2 separate regions of the Homo sapiens genome follow, and region 1 is linked to region 2. Evidence: chromatin loops called from intact Hi-C (ENCODE). Cell type or tissue: K562. All regions are shown on one strand. Each heading gives the region's core, and the rest is flanking DNA. Links, peaks and the distances in the headings are about the cores only. Region 1 has its middle 24 kb from the start of SRI. Region 2 holds the start of STEAP1 (STEAP family member 1).

The links. Peaks named below come from ENCODE experiments on the same cell type or tissue, not always from the same donor. Only the 100,000 strongest peaks of a DNase experiment are listed, where the experiment ranks them.
Region 1: it touches region 2 in a loop (6-fold over the local background); 3 of 110 quality-filtered maps call a loop at or near these places.

The regions. Positions count from the first base shown.
Region 1 is chr7:88,240,013-88,248,360 of GRCh38, forward strand. No RefSeq gene overlaps it. Among named protein-coding and RNA genes, the nearest start is that of SRI, 24 kb to the left of the region's middle. In K562, for the core only: a CTCF peak has its summit at 3,443 (motif pointing right); a DNase peak (open chromatin) is centred at 3,439.
Region 2 is chr7:90,149,622-90,157,969 of GRCh38, forward strand. It overlaps STEAP1 (STEAP family member 1), which reads left to right and starts at 4,848. Exons shown (of 5, transcript NM_012449.3): 1 at 4,848-4,922. All of the region lies in intron 2 of STEAP2-AS1 (STEAP2 antisense RNA 1), which reads right to left. RefSeq lists an enhancer at 3,064-3,604. In K562, for the core only: CTCF peaks have their summits at 3,215 (motif pointing right) and 4,772 (motif pointing right); DNase peaks (open chromatin) are centred at 3,240, 4,820 and 5,080; H3K4me3 peaks cover 574 bases.

The DNA.
Region 1 (8,348 bases), core at 181-8,180, 1.9 Mb before region 2:
CAAAATAATATTCATACTATGATTACACTTGTGTGAAAAATGCATGCATAGGCAGAAAAAAGATTGAAAAGAAATATGTCAAAAAGATAATGATTGAGTGAAGTTCATGCAATTAAGAGTGTTTTTTTTTGTTTTTACTTCCCAAATAAACTATAATGTAGCAGTATTAGCTTGCATTTCAAAAAATAATTTAAAAAATATAGAGACGTGAATAGAAGATCCATAAACCTTACAAGAATTATAGGGAGAAAAACTACTTACAATTAATTTTTACAGGTGAAAAAATACTAACCTTACATTTATTAAGAGAGAAGTCAAGATAATACATAAGATATGAACCACAAATTGCACCCCCTCTCTAACAGTTATAATATTATCAGGAAATTTCAAAAAATAAGATGTTCTACCTATTTTGGTTAACAATATCTATGAAGTTGTAATGTACTTTATATTCTAATTCTACTGAATACAACTTAGTCCACTTCAAACTGTACACACATTATTAGAGCCTAAGGTATCACTAATAGCAGCCAAAATAAAAAATACATCACATAGAACCCTTTCTGTACTAAAAACACACAAAAAATTAGCCAGGTGTGGTGGTGGGTGCCTGTAATTCCAGCTACTTGGGAGGCTGAGGCAGGAGAATCTCTTGAACCTGGGAGATAGAGGCTGCAGTGAGCCGATGAGCCGAGATTGACTCATTGCACTCCAGCCTGGGTGACAGAGCGAAACTTCCTGTCAAAACAAAACAAAACAAACAAACAAAAGGATGTAAATTGCACATAGTGTTGGTTATATGAATGTTACCTTTCTTCAAGAGTACAATCATTTAATCTTAAATAACATTGCTCCATGGAATCAAATACTTAGATATTTTACAAAATGAAGCAGTTGTTACCAATTAAAAAAAAAAAAAACCAGGTGACACCATCCCTGGTAAATTGAAGTCTTCCTTTCAAAGGCAGAAGTTCTGTTAAGTGACCTATTAATTGGGATTATTAGTTGCCTAAGCTACTCCCATCCATCCATCCATCCATCCATCCATCCATCCATCCATCCATCCATCTATCCATCCATGCACTAATTAATTAAAACAAATACACACTGGCCGTCTTTTCCATGTCAGGCTCAGAGTGTTGGGCTGTTAAAAAGTTAAATCCCACAAGGGATAGTTCTTTGGAATCATGTACAGTTTTCACTTCTTGTTTCCCCTGAAGTACATAAAAGTGAGTTGTGTTTACCATACACTTTGAAGAACTTCAAGTCTAATCCTTTTTTTTTTTTTTTTTTTTTGAGATGGATTCTGCTCTGTCGCCCAGGCTGGATTGCAGCGGTGTGATCTCGGCTCACGGCAACCTCTGCCTCCTGGTTTCAAGCAATTCTCATGCTTCAGCTTCCTGGGTAGCTGGGATTACAGGCGCGCGCCACCATGTCTGGCTCATTTTTTTTTTTTTTTTTTTTTGTATTTTTAGTAGGGACGGGATTTCGCCATGTTGTCCAGGCTGGCCTTGAACTCCTAGCCTCAAGTGATCTGCCCTCCCAAATGCTGGGATTACAGGCATGAGCCACTGTGCCTGGCCCAAGTCTAATCTTTTTCATCCAAGATTCCATATCTCCAAAAATTGGGCACCAATTTACTTTCCCACTTTTTTCCTTCCAACAAGTCTGGGTAATTCCCATGGGATTGTCAGCCTGTTCTTGTCTGCATTTTTTGTTTGTTCATTAGTTCATCTGTTTATTAACGTTTTGAGTACCTATTATAAAGCTAATGTAAAGCTTGGTGCTCTGGGGTGATATGAACAAAATGCAAAAATTAGTTTGCGCTGTTCTGAAGCTTAGAATTAATCACCTCTTCTCTGCGACCCTGAAGTACTTTGTACATGCTCTGGTGCAGCTTTTTCATACACTGTTAATGGGTTAATCACCCATATATGGTAAATCTCCAGCACCTGGTAAAATAAGTGACTTATATTAGACATCTGTATACTTTGTAAACATATAGTTTATACAGAGAAACATGACATCTACACATGTAATACACATATAATAATACTATCAATACAAGTTATAGTTAGGAGACAAAGTGAGTTGTATTAACAGGAAATACTATAACAGTGCTAAGAAAAGGAAAAACCAAATAATTCCTTTGTTCATGCTGTATTTTCATCATTAAATGTCCTTCCTCATCTGTGTTCTATTCCATACCCAGCTGAATACTTCTTCTGTGATGTCACCCAAGACTACAGCTCTTATCACGTCTTGATGAATTAAATCTCTTTTTGCAACAACTTATCAAGTATACATGAATCCTCAATAAAATTATAAAACTTTCGGGCAGTCACTGGTAACATTTGCCTCTATGTCTCTTACAGTATCTTGTAAAAAACAGATCCTCAGAAATTATGGGATGATTTTGTTTGCCAGATGCATGGAATGAGCTACTTTAAATTTCACATAAAATTCTAAAGTAGACTCTTATGAATAAAATATTGAATGTAATGCATACATGCTATTTTAACTACTTGTATCTGTGTAATGCTTTACAGTATATAAATGTTTTATATACATTTTACTGCTGGATATTTTAAAATTTGTTATTCATGTTTATAATCTTTGTTTTACAGATGATTATAATCAGGTTAATTTAAGTCAAAGTAACTTGCCCCTGGTTTCACTAATAAATAGCCAAGTTAGATTTGAATTTAGGTCTTCTCAAACCAAATCTCTTGTTTTCTAATAATATTATATAGTGTACTAAATGTCCACATTAATTTAATTATAGAATACGAAAGCGATTAGATTCTGCTTAAGTGGTAACTGACACAAACATCATAAAAAGTAATAGGTTGTTATTAAAAAACAAGTTATTAGCAAAAGGCAAAATTTAGAAAAATTAGAAAAAGTCATGAATACACTGTGATTATATCAGGGCTAATTTCATTACCTCACACAAAAACAGTTAATTTACAAAGATAGGTTGCTAAAACCTCAGGGTTTTTTTTTTTTTTTTTTTGACAAATTGAAATTTTTAATGTAGACTTCTGCAAGACACTACTAGAAAAAAATATATATAATGAACATTAAAAAATTTAATTCTCAGAAAAGGATGAAAAACACTGATTTATAAGAAAAGAAAAAGGAGGCCTTAAACTCGGGAAAATTAAAATGGCAGTAAATTGAATGGAAGAAAACGAGTCTTTAAGGAGTGATCTAGTGCTGTGTCTCACAGGAATATGGAAAAGAGATCACCAACTTGTAGTTTCTATTACTCTATGTTTATTTGTTATTCATTTTTTTCTACATTAAGTAGCTTTTTTTTATTTTTAGTTTTTAGTTTCAAAATGTGTAGTATTTTATGTTTGGTGATTTTACAGCTAATGTTGCATTTCACTGAAGCTTGGTCAGTGGTATACTGCCCATATCCACAAGGTGTCATTATAACATTGTATTTGGTTTGAAACCTTTCTTGCATTTTTCACTCATTTGTTTTCGCATTTACAGTAAGCTTCAACAAGGACATTTCACAGTGGGTGCCACTGGAGGATGCTAGTTGCTCTGAGGGAAATTGCTAAGGCTAGAGGAGTTTTGAAAAAAGCTGAAGGCTGGACCAATGAAGCTACTGATGGGCAACACTGACCAGAACTGGAACAATTGGAAGCAATGTTGTTTTCCTCTTTTCTCACCTTTCACTCCCATTATGTAACCCTAGTAACAAAACACAATAGGCAGTTAGTGGGCAAGGGAGTCTGGGAAAGATATTCCGCAGAGTCCCAGCACAGAGCAGAGTAGAACAGAGTAGGATTGGAGCTGAGAGATAGTAAGTAAATAGGCAGCAGAAATATGTCAAGCAACAATACCCCATGTAAGTAGAAGGGGATGGTGGTTGGAATCCTTGTATTATTTAGAAGGAGAGTAAAAATGTTGATTCTCTTTAAAATTCAAAAAAGTTAAATATGCATATTACAATTTCTAGGGTACCTACTATAAAGACCAAAATAAACTTTCAAAGCAGAAACAGGAAACAAAAATGGGATGAGGGGAAATAGTCCATTAATCCAAGAAAAGGCAAGAAAGGGGAAATTATTATTATAAAGCAACATAAAATGAGATATGTGAAATAAATCCAAATATATTAGTAATCACAATCAATTTAAATGGATTGAACTTTCCGGTTAAAATAGATTTGATTTATCAAAACAACATAATACAGGCATAAAAAGACATACGAACCAATGGAACAAGATAGAGAGCCTAGAATTAAATCCACACATTTACAGTTAGTTGATTTTCAACAAAGATGCCAAGAATGTATAATGGGAAAAGGATAGTCTCTGTGTGAAATGATATGTAACCTTTAGTGTCTTCTATCCTTGATGCACATGCTATTTAGAAATCTGGAAAGCAGTTGGAAATGGAATCATTTATGTCAAGTATAAACATTGATATGATCTTTAGCTTAATTAAAACCACAGGAACAGACCTGAAAAAATAATCAAATTTCCAAGCAGGTACTTGGAAAGTCTATCCTGAGATATCTGATTGATTAGACATCCTGCAAGCAGCAAAGCCTTTCTGTAGCTATCTCTCAGAAGCTAATGCTTTTATGTTAGTCACATATGCAATTTCCTCCCGCAGGCTATTTATGAGTTTTTATTTTTATTTTCTAATGGAAAAAATTATTCAACTACATAAACATAGTTAGCATTAAAAATTATTTTAAATCATATATGAAGAATTTCATTTGTATATTTCTAACATTTGGGTAACCTGTTAGTATAGATTTTATTTCCTTTCTACCTTTGTCCTCCTAAATCAGAGAAACAACTTATTTTATCCTGTATTTCAAAGCAGATCAATGACTGAATTCTATAAATACTTCAGAATTATGTTATGTGTGTGTCTGTGTATGTGTGTATACCCTTATATATACACACATGCATATATCTACATTTATTTCTTTATTCAACTAATATTTACAAGCATGGACTATGTGTAGAATAGTCTTAGAGGTACAGGGAGGGCATAGGATAGACAAGACAAAGTTATTGTTCACTGTGTACCTTCATTTATTTTGTATATTCTTCCATATATTTTTAGGTATCCTTTTAACTCTTTAGGCCCCTTTATAGCTCTAAATATTTCCATCTATTATACATACATGTGTAGTTTGTTTCTCTATTCCTGTCATGAAGACATCCTATCATTAGTAATGTAATTAATATACATTTGGTGCTTTTTAAAGAAACAATTGACACAAAATAATTGTACATATTTGTGTACATAAGATACAAATACGTACATAAATATGTGTACATATTTGGTACTATGTGATGTTTTGATACACATATACATTGTGTGATTATCAAATCAGGGTAATTAGCATATCCATCATCACAAACATTTATCATTTTTTTGTAGTAAGAACATTCAAAATGTTCTTTCTAGCTATTTTGAAATATTCAATACATTATTGTTAACTATATTCACTCTACTGTGCAATAAGACAATAGAACTCATTCTTCCTATCTATTTGTAACTTTATACCCATTGACCGATCCTCCCTATTTCCCCTCCACTTTCTCCTTTCCCCACTTGCTGGTAACCACTGGTCTATTCACTGCTTTTATGAGATGAACTTTTTAGATTCTACTTATAAGTAACATCATTTGTCTTTCAGTGTCTGGTTTATTTCAAGTAACATAATCTCTTTCATGTTGTCTTATACGACAGGATTTTATTCTTTTTTATAGATGAATAGTATTCCATTATGTTTATATACCACATTTTCTTTATCCATTCATCCATGGATTAACACATAAATTGATTTTATATCTTGACTATTGTGAACAGTGCTACAATGAACGTGGAAATGCAGGTATCTCTTTGTTGTGTACTATGTACCTTCTAGTCTTAATATGGTAGCTCTATTTTTATATTTTTGAAGAACCTCCATACTGTTTTCCGTAATGGCCATAATAATTTACATTCCCACCAAAGGTTACAAGAGTTCTCTTTTCTCCATATCCTCTCCAATACTTGTTATCTTTTGTTTTCGATAATAGCCATTCTAACAGGCATGAGGTGATATCTTGTGGTTTTAGTTTGCATTTCACTTATGATTAGTAATTTGAACATCTTTTCCTATGCTTTCTGGTCATGTGTATGCCTCCTTTTGAGAAATGTCTATTATGGTGTTTTGCCCATTTTTAAATCATATTATTTGTTTGTTTTGCTATTGAGTTGTTCGAGTTTTTTAGATATTCTGGATATTAACCCCTTGTCATAGGTATAGTTTACAAACATTTTTCTCCCATTCTGTAGGTTATCTCTTCTCTCTTGATTGTTCCCTTTGTCCATTTTTTTATATTATTGCCAGAATTTTTGGAGTCATATCCAGCAAATTATTTCCCAGGCCATTGTCCTGAAATGTTTCTCCAAGTTTTTCTTCCAGTAGTTTCATAATGTCAGGCCTCATGTTTAAGTCTTTAATCCATTTGGAGGTGATTTTTGTACATGGTGTATGATAGGGATCTAGTTTCAATCTTCTGTGTATGGATATCTAATTTTCCCAGCACCGCTTATTGAAGAGACTGCTCTTTTCCCCAGTATGGGCATCTTTGTTGAAAATCAGTTGGCTGCAGTTACATGAATTTATTTCTGTGGTCTTTATTCCTTTCCATTGGTCTGTATGTCTGTTTTTAATGCTTATATCATCCTGTTTTGGTTGTGTTGTGTTTTGGTTGTGACAGGGTGATCCCTGTGATATACTGTTTTGTTGTGATGCCACCAGCTTGTTTTATTTTTTTTCTGCTAAAGAAAAATTTGGTGTATTTTGTTGTTCTATACACATTGTAAGATTTTTTTTCTATTTCTGTGAAGAATGTTGTTGATATTTTGATAGGAGTTACATTGACTCTGTAGATCCCTTTGGGTAGTATGGACATTTTAATAATATTAACTATTCCAATCCATGAACATGGGATATCTTTCCATTTATTTGTGTTCTGTTCAACTTCTTTTACTTATGTTTTATAGTTTTCGGTGTAGAGATCTTTCACCTTCTTTTAAAATTTATTTCTAAGTACTTTTTTGTATTAATAGTTACATGAATGGTATTGTTTTCTTGATTTCTCTTTAAGATAGTTTATTACTGGTATATAGAAATGCTACTAATTTGGGTATGTTGATTTTGTATCCTACAACTTCACTGAATTTGTTTAAGAGTGCTAATGGTTTTTGGTGGAGTCTTTAGGGTTGTCTACATATACAGTCATGTCATCTGCAAATGAGGACAGTTTGAATTCTTATTTTCCAATTTGGATACCCTTTATTTGCTTCTCTTGACTAATTGCTATGGCTAAGACTTCCAATACTATGTTGAATAGAAGTGGTGAAAATCAGCATCCCTGTCTTGTTCTAGAACTTAGAGAAAAAACTTTCAACTTTTTCTCATTTAGTATCATGTTAACTGTGGGTTTATCATATATGGACCTTGTATAGTATGTACCTTCTAATCCTAAGTTGTTGATTTTTTTTAATCAAGAAGTGATATTTCATTTCATTTAATGCTTTTTCTGCATTTATTGAAATGATCATATGGTTTTGGTCTTTCATTCTTATGTGATATATATCACATTTATTGACTTGCGTATATTGAACCATCTTTGCATCACTGGGATAAATCCCACTTGACCATCATAGATAATCTCTTTAATGTGCTGTTAAATTCAGTTTGCAAGTATTTTGTTGAGGAGTTTTGCATCTATGTTCATCAGAGATATAGTGTTCTTTTTGTGTTGTGTTTTGCTCTGATTTTGGTATCAGGGTAATTCTGGCCTTGTAGAATGAATTAGGAATTAAGTAATCTCCTTCAATTTTCTTGAGTAGTCTGACAATAATTTGGTATTAGTTCCTCCTTAAATGATTGGTAGATTTCAGCAACAAAAAAAGCTATCCAGCTCATGGGTTTTTCTCTGATGGAAGACGTTTTACAACTTATTCAATTTCCTCACTTTTTATTATTCTGCTCAGATTTTCTATTTCTTCATTATTCAGTCTTGGTAGGTTCTATGTGTCCAGAAACTTATCTCATTATTTATCTATGTTCTCCAATTTGTTGGTGTATAATTGTTCACCAGCAATTGATCTTTTGTGTTTCTGTGGTATCAGTTGTTATGCCCCATTTTTCATCTATGAATTTATTTATTTGAGTCTTCTCTATTTTTCTCTTGGTCTAGCTCAAGGTTTGTATATTTTATCTTTCTATAAAACCAACTCTTGGTTCCATTGATCTTTTGTATTTTTAAGTCTCTAGTTCAATAATTTCTGCTCTGGTCTATTATTTC
Region 2 (8,348 bases), core at 241-8,240:
TGCCCCCTGCAGCAGCCCTGGGCTCATTACAAGTAACACTGATTCTTAGGTGTTCTATGCCTTTTTACCAATCTCTTTAGAGGAAGCAGATGAACATTTAGAATTTTAACAGGGAATGTTTACCTGAGGACAGAAGCTAGATGAAAAGATCAGCTGGAACCCAGAACACATATTTTTCCTGACAATCCAGCCAAATGTGAATCCAGGGACTCGGTGTAATTCATCAGAACAAAGCAACACTGCAGGCAGGTTGTGTGGTACCCATTTGCCTTTGTAATACCGCCATGCTCAATTCCAAACACAGTCTGTCAACTCATCGGAGCCCCACTGGTGAGAAAGCCAAGGCTGGCAGCAGGTTTGGTGCCACCTCTTGGTGCCAGAGCCACCTGCACACAGCATGGAGCAAGGGAATAGCCAGGGTGCCCTGGATCCAGTTCCTTCCAGAAGCCAGCAGCCCTAGGGCTCCTCCATCCCACTCCCAGCAAGAAGAAGCTGCCATGAATATGAAGGTGGGAAGAGGAAGCTCAGACCAGGGGAAGGCTTGGGCTGTGTGTTAATTCTTCTCTGGTCCCCAGGACCCAACACAGTTGTCTGGTTAATACTGCATTAAATGCAGTTAATTGATTCTAGCCCCATTTCCACTAAGAAATTCCTGAGTGCTCTCAGAAAGTTACTTCTCTTGGAGCCTGCAGCACAACAAACCACTCAGAACTTGGTGCTATAAAACAACAGCAAGCATTTGTCATTACTATCTTTCACTTCTTTAGGGGTTGATGGGGCTCAGCTAGGCAGTTTTTGGTCCTCATGCAGTGACAATCAGACAATGGCTGGGGCTAGAGTTCTCTTGAAGGCCTTTCCATTCATATTCTCTGGTGCCTGACTTGGGAAGACCTAAATAGCTGGCGGCTGGAACAGTCGGGGCTCCTCAGGCACCTCTGTCTATTACAATGTGCTCCCTCCATGTGGACTCTCTGTCAGGGTAGCTGGACTTCTTACATGAAGTCACCTGTACCCGGAGACAGGCTGGTGGAAGTCAATAACCCATTGTGATCCAGCTTCACAAGTCAAGCAGTGTCACTTCCACCATATTATATGCACGGAGACAGTCAAAAGTGCTGCCCATGTTCCAGGGCAGGAGATAGGTCTCTCTTCTTGATGGGAAGAATGTTAAAGAATTTACAGACTTGCTTTGAAACAGAGCCTTAATTTCTCCATATCCTCTAAATGAGGATAATAATACCTTCTTTTTTCCCTAAGGTATAACCCCTTCATAACCTTCTATTATAAGTGTTTGATATCCTGATATTTCTTTCTCCATGCCAGAACATACTTTCAGAAAAAGCTGAAATATTCTTTATAGTAGGATGTAAATAACTGATAAGGCTTAATATGGTACCATTGCCAGGAACTTTAGTCTTTTCATAGATCGCAACATATTTAAAGCCAATGGAATATATCACGGCATTTTGAACATCACTGAACAGTACTCAGGCAGAGATCTGTGAGCTTGGAAATGAAGCACCTACTCTTACAACCTACCTGAAAAGATGTTTACTGTTGCCTGTCTTGGTGAAAGAGCAATAAGGGACTTTGAGTTTGGGAGAAAGAATTCAGAAGAATAGTTAAAACCTCCAGTCCCAAGAACAGACCTCCTCTCTACCCCCAACCACTTTTAAACGCAGACACGAGGGACAAACTGACCACATACTTTGAAGATTACAGTAGATCTTGAACTAGTAAAGAGAATGTATCATATGAGGTTAACAGAATCAGAAATTTTGGCCAGTGAAGCCTTATCATGTCTGTCTTAAAACATCATTTTGACAAATATTTCTTCTTGAACTTAGGTAATTTTTGCAGTCGTTTAAAATAAAAGTCTGACCATTCTTCTTTCGTAAGAGGCAGACTTGGAAATAGTGTTGATCATTACTTAAATTGCTGTCCCTTCAGGAGTTAGATTTCCAAAGGAAAAAACTTAATATAATTCTTGTCATTCACTTAAAATTTACTGTCTATTTCTCATTGTGATTATCTTTAATAGTATGATATTTTTTATTTTATCTCTCACACCATAGTATTTCATTTACTTTTAAAATGGTCGTCTCATCAGGTTCTAAGATCAGGTTGCTTATTTGACAGGCAAAAATACTCGTGGATTCTAAATTATATTTTCTCCACAGCATGTTATTATGAAGTCACCAGTTTAGTATTTGACCTCAAATAACACTGAGGTCCATTATGTTAATATGCGCTCTCACTATAGTTTAAGTTTATTACAGAATATTCTGAAAGATCCAAATTTATTGGTAACTCATGGGCGAACTCCCATTTTAAATCCTCTAGTTGTTTAGAGTCACAGCAAAACTAGCAACTTGCCTTTCAACATTTGCAATAGCATAATGTGGCTTTCCACAAGCCACACTTGTTTTTAAAAGTATGTGCTAAAGAGGCTGACTCAGCATTCTGAGATGCTCTGGCATTGTATTACCCGCCCCCACCACAAAAATTTTTTTTCTTTATCTCACACCTCAAATTACAGGTTATTTGTATGCAAAAATTGCAGATAGTTCATCTATGATACTAACTCCTGGCAACTCAATAAAAGCTTTTTAGTAATATGTTTTTCTTAATCGAATATTGTGTTTCTTTTATAATATCTACAAACTAATTGATAAATAATCTCACACTTTTAATCATTTTACTTTGGAACATACTCTATTTATTCTCCACACTAAAATATTGGGCAAAAAAACCTTTTATAAGAAGTGCAGAAATAAAATTGCTAAAGTCTAATTATAAAACAAAAATATTTGGGGTTTGATTTTAAATGTTTTAATTAGAAAAGGAAAAGCAGTTTTAAGTGCAGCTTGCTATATAGCCATATTCATATGAATATATATTATTATGTTAACACAATAATAACTCTTTGCCCTTTTCATATGGAAAATAGATTGTGAAAAACAGAATGACCTTTGTTCTACCAAATGTTAAACAATAAAAGCATATCGTTTTGTCTGACCATTTAAGACCCATGATCACTTTTAAAACTCAACAATGCTTAGTTAAAAAGTCTTAATTCTTTGTAGTCTGTGCTACACATACAAAGATTACACAGATTTCTTTTCTAAAACTTTTAAATTATTTTCTAGTTTCACTAGAAACAACAGGTGTAAGATTCTATTTCCACCACAAGGTGTCAGTCCACGGTAATTTAAGCTTCAAAGGGCTTTAAACTAATCCAAGGAAAGTCAGTGACTACAGAAAATACTTATATTAAAACATGCTTTGTTAAACGGATGCTTGAAGGCGGCATGCTAGTTAAGAGTCATCACCACTCCCTAATCTCAAGTACTCAGGGACACAAACACTGCGGAAGGCCGCAGGGTCCTCTGCCTAGGAAAACCAGAGAACTTTGTTCACTTGTTTATCTGCTGACCTTCCCTCCACTATTGTCCTATGACCCTGCCAAATCCCCCTCTGCGAGAAACACCCAAGAATGATCAATAAAAAAAAATAATAATAATTAAAAAAAAAAAAGTAAAAAAAAAAAAAAAAAAAAAAAAAAAACATGAACAGTCTTCGGTGCCCTAGCAGTGAATAAAAAACAATCATGGAAAATGTGGTTGCGCGTTTATTTTCCTTTGTGTTTTCTACTCAGCTTAGTCCTGAGAATGTTGTATACCAAATCCCCAGAATTTTGCAATTCATGTCTCAGACCCTATCTTGAGGCTGGTTCCAACGGAGAGAAGTAAATCCCCTGCTCAAGTTGTCTTTTTCTAAAACCTTGGAATATTAACAGTTAACTTTACTTTAGGTTTGGAATACTTCATTGAGCTAGGATATGGGAAGCTGCACTTAAAAGCTAAGGCAAGGAAGGGAGGGACGGAGTAAACATGGGGTTTAAGGGTTTTTTTTTCGGCTGGGGAGCAGGGTTTGTGCGATTAAAGGTACACAATTTGAACAATTCAGGGAGCAAGTCACTCTCAGAAATTCAGCTTCGGATTCCTCAAACTGTCAATCACAGCCACTTCAGGACCGGCTGTTAGGTTTTAAATAAGGTGGCTGGGCGCGGTGGCTCACGCCTGTAATCTCAGCACTTTGGGAGGCCGAGGCGGGTGGATCACGAGGTCAGGAATTCAGGACCAGCCTGGCCAAGATGGTGAAATCCCCGTCTCTGCTGAAAATACAAAAATTAGCCGGGCACAGTGGCAGGCGCCTGTAATCCCAGCTACTCGGGAGGCTGAGGCAGGAGAATCGCTTGAACCCGGGGCTGGAGGTTGCAGTGAGCCAAGATCGCGCCACCGCACTCCAGCCTGGGCAACAGACTGAGACTCCGTCTCAAAAAAAATAAAAATAAAATAAAAATAAATAAGCTAACGTGTGGGAGGGTTTGTAAGCTCTAAACGGTCTATCTCAAAGTGTGATCTGGGAATGCTTCCATATCTCATGGGAACTTGTTACAAATGAGAATCTCAGACCCCATCCCAGACATACTGAACCGGAAACTGTGGGCGGACAGCCCAACAATCGGTGTTTTAATAAGCCCCCGGGTAATCTTATACACGCTAAAGTCTGAGAACCACTGCTCTAGAGAAATGCACAAACGTTCCTTAGTGGAGATTAAACAAAAGGCGAGGGGTTGGAGGGCGCGAAACGGACCTCAGGTGCAGGGCAGACGGCATTTGAGAGGAAACTGGGAGAGGCCGGAGTGCGACTTGGGGAGTCTTAGCCTCCAAGGACGTTCCGGAACCCTGCGGACGCGGGGCGCCAGCAGGTGGCGCTGGACGCGCAACGGACAAGGAGGCGGGGCCTGCAGCTGGCTTGGAGGCTCCGCGCTCTGGAGGCTCAGGCGCCGCGTGGGGCCCGCACCTCTGGGCAGCAGCGGCAGCCGAGACTCACGGTCAAGCTAAGGCGAAGAGTGGGTGAGTCCCTTGAATCGTTCTCACTGGCCGTTTGCTCCTCGAGTCCGCCCGCGTGTCCCTGCAAGGCTGGGCGCCCGCTCCCAGTCTTGGGAGGGGTGTAGCGGGTCGCAAGCCTTCTCGTGACCTGGACAGCGGCCCTCCTGGGCGAGCGCTGCTCAATTCTCCGCTTATGCGCGGCTCTGGGGCGCGCTGCCTTCCAGCCCAGCTGGGTTGTGGCCGGGCCGGGGGTTGGGGAGAGCCAGGGACTCACAGGAAGCCTTTTCGCTAGGGGCTTAAGGTTGTGGTAGATTATTAAGTTTGTGCTCAGGTTGGATTTTGATGGCAAGTTTTTTAACGTGGCAAAGTTGCCAGAGTTTGCTGTGCATTGACGAATGACTGGTGCACAGTACTTAAAATCGTGCTACTTCTCGTCTTCGGGTTTCCTGGTAACAGAGGTTTTCATTTTTAGTCCTTAGAACACTGGCCCTACTCTTTCAGGATCTGGGTGGGGTTCAGGTTCCCTCCAAAATAGTCAATCAAGGCTTTAAATATGTAATTCTGGTCAAATCCACTGGAAGGTGTTTGTAGACATAAATTTTTTGTACACTTCCAAATTTCTTACTTTGTTACTTTTGTAAAATACATTTCCCTCCACATCCTGACGTGTAATAAAAGGTTATTCATTTAACATGAATGTTAAGCACAGAGGGAAAGCAATGCTTAAAAACAGCCCAGTGAAAAAAAAAAACAAAAAACTCGACTTCACTTAGTTAAATGTAAAACAAGTGTGCACTTGAAAGTATAAAAGGTTGGAAATGCAATGCAACCCACAGTGTATTCCAGGCATTGGGTTTCTTCATATTCTCAACTGCGGGACATAAACATGAGTAAGTTGGGCTGTGCCAACATTTAGGAACACCAGGGCAGCCATCCTGGTACAGCAAAACAGCAGTCGCATTAGAAATATGCTTCACTTTTTTTAAAAGGGGGTGAAAGAGAACTTTGGGTCGAATTCTGGAGTTCCTAACATTTTAACACCAGGTTGTTTTCTGTTATTTTTCTTTTTATGAAAAGATTTTACTGTAGAACTTAAATTTCATTTTGGTTAATGTCTGATGGAAACCAACAAATTTATTTGACTCATAGTTTATTTTCCTGGCTTATGGGCATAGAGTTGACTGTGGGCCACACAGTCAACAAGCTTCCTCACTGTCATGGGCTTTTCCTTGGCTTTGCTCTTGAGTGTGGTCTCCTTACCATGCAGACAAATGGCTGGGTAACTCTCCAGGGCCACTCTGGTTTTCCACCCAGACTCCGTTTGTAGTGGCCATCAGTCAGCAAACACTGCCAACCTGCTAGCTACCCCAGGACTGGGTCTAGAAGACAGCGCTGAGCCTTTTCCTCTACTTCCCTTCCCATGCCACCATCTGCCTGTAAAACTTTATCCTCCTCTAGGATACATCGCTCTACCATGCAGTTGAAATGCCTGCCTTCTCTCCTAGACCTCAAGGTTTTTCAGAGCAGAGGCTTTATCTCATTTAACTTTGCATTCCTCCTGCCTTACATTGTTGTTCACAATATAGTTAATGAATTCATATTGAATAAATGTAGGTGGATTTGTTAGCATCCTTACGATACTGCAACCCTCAAAGTTAAAAGATCTTCTAAACATAGTGAATTATTTCTTACATTTGATTATAGTAGGTGACACTTCCATTCCTAGCACCTCCCTCCCCCACCCCACAAACTATTATGTTGGTGATATGGTTTGGAGCTGTGTCTCTCCCTCAGATCTCATGTTGAAATGTAACCCCCAGTGAGGGAGCTGGGGTCTGGTGGGAGGTGATTGGACCATGGGAGCAGTTTCTCATGGTTTAACACCATCCCCCCTTGGTGCTGTTGTCACGTTAGTGCAGGGGTACCCAACCCCGTGGCCGCAGACTGGTATCAGTCAGTGTCCTTTTAGGAACTGGGCTGCACAGCAGGAGGGGAGTGGCAGGCCAGCGAGCATTACTGCCTGAGCTCCACCTCCTGTCAGATGAACAGTGGCATTAGATTCTCCTAAGTGCATGAACCCTATTGCAAACTGCACATGCAAGGGATCTAGGTTGTGTGCTCCTTATGAGAATCTAACTATTGCCTGATGATCTGAGGTGGAACAGTTTCACCTCAAAACCCTATCCCCCTTCCCCTACTTGGAAAAATTGTCTTCCACGAAACCAGTCCCTGGTGCCAAAAAGGTTGGGGACCACTGCGATAATGTAAGACGCCTGCTCCCACTTCACCTTCCGCCATGACTATAAGCCCTCTGAGCCCTCCCCAGAAGCAGATGTTGCCATGCTTCCTTTACAGCCTATGGAACCATGAGCCAATTAAATCTCCTTTCTTTATAATAATTACCCAGCCTCAGGTATTTCTTTATAGCAGTGCGAGAACAGCGTAATACAGTTGGTTAAGTCACCAAATGACTTGGAATAATGCTTCTTAAGGAGATAGAGTGTCATTTCCTCCAGAGCAGGCATGAGTGTCATTTCTATTTTTCCTCTTTAATGTTGGTCACAGAGTTGGGTTCATAAATACTTGATGATTGGCATATGCTTTACTCAGAATTCTTTTACATGCCAGTGGTGAACACCCAAATCACACTAACTTAAACCAAAAAAAAAGGGAATGTGTTGACTGTCTAACTGAAAAATTCAGGATCTAGTCTCAGGGGCTCTAAATACTGAAATATGCCGCCAGGACTCTTCTGTGTCTTTCTCTGCTTCTTGTTCTGCTTCCGTGTTGGCTTTCTTCTTTTCTAATGAAAACATGTTCCTTCTTAGAGCATGGAGAAAAAAGCATGGCAGGCTTATACTGTGCTATCTTAACAAAATGTTAAAGACATCTCATCTCTCTCTTCCACTTCCATATATAAATATCAGAGAATGACCAGGTTTAAGTAGGGTTCTGTGCCATCGCTAAGCCAATCAATGGGAAAACAGGAAACTGCCCAGGCCTGAGTCATATACCCACTTCTGTGACCAGGGAATGAGCGTTACTATTTTACACAATCTCCCAAAATCACATTGGAGGGAGGAAGGGCATTTCTCCAAATGGAGGAAATGTTTTAAATCAGAAAAGAATGTGGGCAAACTAAAACAACAGATATCTTCATCATGAATGTTCTGTAATTTTGAAATAGATAATATCTGGAAAATATTCCAAGAGTACCTCAACAAAGTAAATGTTGGCATATGTAAAAGCAACTCGTTATTCTTTGTTATAGTTAAACCTTTAAAACTTGGAGAATGTTTTAAGAACAGTCATGTCTCTTCATGACAGGATACATTCTGAGAAATTCATTGTAAGGCGGGATTTCATTGTTGAGGAAACATCATAGAGTGTACTTACATAAACTTAGATGGTACAGCCTCCTACATACTTAGGCTAGATGGTATAGTCTAT